2 separate regions of the Homo sapiens genome follow, and region 2 is linked to region 1. Evidence: read pairs that join two places in POLR2A ChIA-PET (ENCODE). Cell type or tissue: GM12878. All regions are shown on one strand. Each heading gives the region's core, and the rest is flanking DNA. Links, peaks and the distances in the headings are about the cores only. Region 1 has its middle 12 kb from the start of UCP2. Region 2 overlaps C2CD3 (C2 domain containing 3 centriole elongation regulator).

What was found. ChIA-PET counts read pairs that join two places held together with the same protein. Peaks named below come from ENCODE experiments on the same cell type or tissue, not always from the same donor. Only the 100,000 strongest peaks of a DNase experiment are listed, where the experiment ranks them.
Region 2: POLR2A ChIA-PET joins it to region 1 with 5 read pairs; 8 of 35 experiments call an interaction of 5 or more read pairs at or near these places.

What each region holds. Positions count from the first base shown.
Region 1 is chr11:73,993,811-73,996,728 of GRCh38, reverse strand. It overlaps the pseudogene LOC100421622. Among named protein-coding and RNA genes, the nearest start is that of UCP2, 12 kb to the right of the region's middle. In GM12878, for the core only: no CTCF peak of the experiment used is centred there; a DNase peak (open chromatin) is centred at 1,349; H3K27ac peaks cover 1,745 bases.
Region 2 is chr11:74,053,410-74,056,327 of GRCh38, reverse strand. It overlaps C2CD3 (C2 domain containing 3 centriole elongation regulator), which reads left to right. Exons shown (of 33, transcript NM_001286577.2): 26 at 1,657-1,721. Among named protein-coding and RNA genes, the nearest start is that of UCP3, 46 kb to the right of the region's middle. In GM12878, for the core only: no CTCF peak of the experiment used is centred there; no DNase peak of the experiment used is centred there.

The sequences.
Region 1 (2,918 bases), core at 121-2,620:
TGAATAGTGACTGATGGTAGACACAAAGGATCACTTCTGGGTGTTAGTAATGTTTCCTCATGTGTGCTCATTATACAGGGATGTTTGCTTTATAAAAGTTATTCATGCTGTATACTTAGGATTTGTGCACTGTTTTATATGTGTTTTACTTCAATAAAAGTTTACTTTAGGCTGGGAGTGGTGGCTCATGCCTGTAATCCCAGCACTTTAGGAGGCTAAGGCGGGAGGGTTGCTTCAGTCTGTAAACAGATTTTTTTTTTAAGACAGGGTATCACTGTTACCCAGGCTGGAGTGCAGTGGCGTGATCACGGTTCACTGCAGCCTCCAGACTCCTGGGCCCAAGCAATTTTCCTGCCTCAGCCTCTCAAGTAGCTGGGACTACAGGCACCTGCCACCAGGCCCAGCTAATTTTAAAATTTTTTATAGAGACAGGGGCTCGCTTTGTTGCCTAGGCTGGTCTTGAATTTCTGGACTCAAGTGATCCTCCCACCTCAGCTGCCCAAGTCATTGGGATTACAGGTGCTAGCCACCATGCCTGGCTACTCTTGCTGGTTTAATGATGGGAAATCTTTCACCAAAAGTTTGCAAATTTTCATATGAGCATCTGGACAACTTTTTTAAAGACCTACAAAACGTTCAAAACACTGGTGAAAAAGAAGTACAGAATAGAGAGAAATTTTGATCAGGCACTTACTCTGAAAAGCACAACACTGTGTCTGTGTCTCAGTGATGTGGTCACACAACCAAAACAACCCAACTGTGGTTTTCTTCTCAGTATCTTACACTGTGAAAGCCTTCTTGATTTGGAACCTGTGACTTGCAGCAGAGTTCTAAACAAGAATTGTATATTGCTTGTTTCATGGCTCCTCTCACCAATGAATCCAAATCCATCAGAGTAGAGCTCCTCAGCATATTAGACCAGTTATCCAGAAGTCATCCCCAGAAGTCATATCCCCGTTTCTTTTACTTTCCAAAGGTACAAGATCTCAAAAACTGTCAAGATATATTTCACCATTGTTATTCTTGCTATATTATTATTATGTCTTGGAGTTATGATCCTTGAAGTAATTCATGCTTCACATGTGCTTACAATGTTGAATGATGGGATGAGAGAAATCTTTTCCATTTGATAAAATAAAACCACAAGGAGGGTTTGCTTGTGTCGTATGGGTGCCCATAAAGCATTGAAAATATTAAGGAGCAAAGTGGATTTGCAGGATTTCTGTGGATATGTCACTATGCTGTACCATCTCATCAACGCAAACAGAAAGTGTGGTGATGCTTCTGATGAAAAAGGAAAACCTGATTTGACTTCCTGCTTTGAGCAGATGAGAGGACAGAGTCATTTGAAATGGTCATTGAGGAAGCAACCACAGATTCAACAACATAACAGAAATCTTAGGTTGCTACAACAGAAACAGACTGGGTTCCTCTTGAGCTATGCTTGTAATTCCACTGTTTAGCTCTGAATTCAATGAGTTTGTAGGAAAACAGTCACACTACAAACCTTGCAGAAAAGAAAGCCTTCAAAAACTCTTACTTTCCAGTAGAAAACTATATATGTTCTTAACTTTATTCACTCATTCTAGGAAGTTGCTTTAACACTAGATATTCACATTCAGGCTGGTTTTTCCAGTTTTCTTTACCTAAATCTTAAGTTCTACTTCTTGAAAAGAATGTAATGTGTAGAGATGGCATCTTATCAGAATGGAGAGATGGTCACCTTCCTCACTTCTCTCTGCTAATCTTCATTGGTATTAATTTTTTCACATAACTTGTTATTCACACTTTGTGTCTTTTTTCTTAAATACCTTTAAGAAAAAAGCTTTTATAAAGCTTTTATAAAGCTTTATACTGCCAGGCACTAAAAAGAATCCTGCTGGTGCAGAATAATTTAGGCTTAAATTATGTTCAAAGTGTGTTGTGTTGTAGTTTGGGTAACATTTAGTATTGTCTGGTGTCTTGATCATTATAACACATCCTAATTCAACAAAGAGCTTTTTAGCAAAAAGCACTTACTATATTTTTTACCTTGAGACAATCTGCATTTTTTTATAAATCTAAGGATAAACTTTATAGACTTTATGATAACTGTTAATGTAATGTCATTATGAATATTGGTGATTTTCAGTGTTAGTTTGTCAAACGTATATCTGGTTTAATTTTATATTTTGTTACCTACACTCTGGAGGATAATGGAGATTTTATTCTTCCTGTGAAAAGGCTTCTTGGTATTTAAAGTAGCAAAAGTATAAAATAATGAACATCCAGTATTGAGAAATGATATGATGGAACATTAAAAATTCCTGTGGATATTTATAAATTATATGTCAGTTAAACCTTGTCAAAGGTATGCAAATCAGCATACCTTAAGCTTGTTTTAGAAGGTCTCAACTCAGACTATGAAGATTCACTGACATCTTATAAGAAGCCTTGGAAAACATTCTCTTTTTTTTTTTTGCTGAGACGGAGTCTCACTCTGTCACCCAGGCTGGAGCGCAGTGGCATGTTCTCGGCTCACTGCAACCTCTGCCTCCTGGGTTCAAGCGATTCTCCTGCCTCAGCCTCCCCAGCAGCTGGGACTACAGGCATGTGCCACTGCGCCCAGCTAATTTTTGCATTTTTAGTAGAGACAGGGTTTTGCCATGTTGGCCAGGCTGTTCTGGAACTCCTGACCTAGTGATCTGCCTGCCTCGGCCTCCCAAAGTGCTGGGATTACAGGCATGAGCCACTGCCCCTGGCCATTGCTTTTTAACCCATTTCGAATTTATTCAAAGTGCAACAAGCCATCCTTAAGAGAATGCTAAAATGGGCCAGGCGTGATGGCTCACGCCTGTAATCCCAGCACTTTGGGAGGCCGAGGTGGGTGGATCATTTGAAGTCAGGAGTTCAAGACCAGCCTGGCCCACCTTTACTAA
Region 2 (2,918 bases), core at 142-2,641, 60 kb before region 1:
CTTTATTAAATGTGATGCAATGTTATGATAATAGTAACAAAATCATTGTTAGAATTTATACTGTATCACCTTTTATAAAGTTTAATTCTTGTCCACCAACACTAGCCATACCCATGGTGTCTGGTCTTCTGTTTTCTCACAGTGTTTGTGTACTTATTGAGTCTCAGCAGTTGGTCACAGGTTCAGTGATTTGTAATTTGAGAGGCTGGGATGAGTCAGGAGCTAGAACTGCAGTGAAAACTCAGTGCTATCTATAGTGAGCTACTGGAAATTATAGAAATTCTGGCCATAGTGGCCAGAGTACTTCATATAAAATATCAGATCCTCCCCAAAAGGCAGGAAACCAGAGGACTGAGCTTCTAAGTGGAGGTGACTTGTTCATTCACAACCTAAAAACCTAACAGAATTACAAAACTTCACAAACGTGATGAAGGGACATTAGCAATATCCTGATTTCATCTCTTCACTTTACACTTGAGGAGACTGTGGCCCAGGGAGGCTACATAGTCTGTTGGCAACAGAGGCAGGATTGGAAGAAAAATGAATAATGGCACTGTTTATAATTCCTTTATCACAAAATTGTTTCTTTTGATCTTCATAGCAACTTGCAGGTCAATAGTATTATCCCATTTAACAGGTAAGAGAACCAGGCCTGGAAGAAGCTAAGTGCATGGCCAGAGTCACTCAGGTGATAATAGCAGAGCTAGCATTCAGAGGTGAATCTTTTAATTCCCAGCTAGAATTAGAATCTCTGACCAATATTTGTTTCACTTTAGCACCGTGCCGCTCATTGGTCAGGAAGTAGGCTCTATTCACTTCCCCAGGGGTGTTTGGGGAATGAAATCAAGCCTCTTGGTTTTCTCTAGATCTCCATCTTGCTTACCTGGAGCACTGGCACCTGGTTTGGAACTTTCCAACACTTTGTCACTTAAAACTGTAATTTATGTAATATATAAATGTATTGGAGGTGTTCAGTGGATTCCACTTCAGCTTCTTTATCTGGTGTGAAAGTTAGGCATTTTCTTATTTTGTTGCCTTGCCTCTGCATGGTGTAGCATTGAGGTCAGGCAAGCCAGGGTTTAAATCCTAGCCCTACTACTTACTGACTCTTAAGTGACCTCAAGCAAACCATTTTACTTCTCTGAGTCCAACCTTATCATCTGTAAAATAAGGATAATAATGTCCATGTTATAGGCTTTTGTGCAGATGAAATGTATATGAAACACGTGGTGCCATGCCTGGCCCAAGGTAGGCACTCAGTAAATGTTCTTTTTCTCTTCCTCTTCCCTTCTCTCCATTCTCTCATTCTAAGGCATAAGCGGAATCATTACCCATTCCAGTAAAACTCTTAAATGCATGTTGAGGAACTTCTTTTCCATACTTCCTCCTCTGTCTTAGGGAAACTTTGGGAGTGGTGGGGAGGAAATGTTGTGTCAGGGGAGCCTGTTTTCAAGTCTTGGCAAGTTACTTCACCTCTCTGAGCTTCCATCCCCTCATTTTAACTGTGAAGATAAAAATATATGCCAGAAGATGGCTAAGAAGATGAAATAGTGTTGGGAAAGTGCTTTGCAAATTACAAGATATTCTTCAAATCTAAGTTTTATACTACAGAAAGTTCCTATACATTTAGTTTACAGTGGTTGTTTTTCTTAATAGGCTATCAAAAGAGCTGCTTCTGGACCCACAACAAACCCTGGTCTTCAAAGTTTGGCATAAAGGAGGTATGAACTCTGTTAAAAGAATATCTGCTTGCTTGTAAAAATAAGCTCACATCCTGTTAACAATCTACCATTCCTTTTTTTTTTTTTTTTTTTTTTTTTCCAAACCAAGTGAAGCATTCCCGACAGTGCTGGGAATGCAGATATGTGGTAGAGGGTAATCCCCCAGAAGGCCACATTATTCTCCTGTAAGAAAAAAAAAATTTTTTTTTTTGAACAAGATCTTGCTCTGTCACCTAAGCTGGAGTACAGTGGCATGATCATCTCAGTCTCCTGAGTAGCGGGGACCGCAAGCACATACCACTATGCCTAGCTAATTTTTTTTTTTTTTTTTTTTTGAGACAGAATCTTGCTGTGTTGCCCAGGCTGGAGGGCAGTGGCACGATCTTGGCTCACTGCAAGCTCCGCCTCCCAGGTTCACGCCATTCTCCTGCCTCAGCCCCCCAAGGAGCTGGGACTACAGGCGCCTGCCACCACGCCCGGCTAATTTTTTATATTTTTAGTAGAGAGAGGGTTTCAGCGTGTTAGCCAGGGTGGTCTCGATCTCCTGACCTCGTGATCCACCCGCCTCGGCCTCCCAAAGTGCTGGGATTACAGGCGTGAGCCACCGCGCCTGGCTGCTAATTATTTTTTTGTACAGACAAGGTCTCACTATGTTGCCAGGCTCTAACTCCTCTATCTCTAACTCCTGGGCTCAAGCAATCTCCTGCCGCAATCTCCTGCCTCAGCCTCCCAAAGTGCTGACACTACAGGCATGAGCCACCATACCTGGCCTATTCTCCTACAGAATTCAAGTACTTAAAAATTATATAATTTTGACTACCTGCTTAGTGCAGAAATCCAAGTACATTTCAGTCTTTCCTGTTGTATCTGTCAACCATCATAACGTACAGCCTGCCACATACAAGTGGCTTCCCCCCACGTTTGTATGATGATATTAAGCCTTCTGTTGACTCTGGCTTATTAACCAAGACCCTTGCATTATCAGGTAGTACACAAGAAGAAAGTCTAACCACATATTTTTTCTTATTTTAAGAACCTTCCCAAGAGGGATGTGCTGATATTATGGTCTTTGGACCCAGTTTTATTAAGAGGCATAACACAGCAACATTAAGAGGCTTGACTCTGAAGCCAGATTCTTTGGGTTCAAATGCCAATTCTGCCCCTTACTTTAGCAGTGTGACCTTGGGTAAATGACTT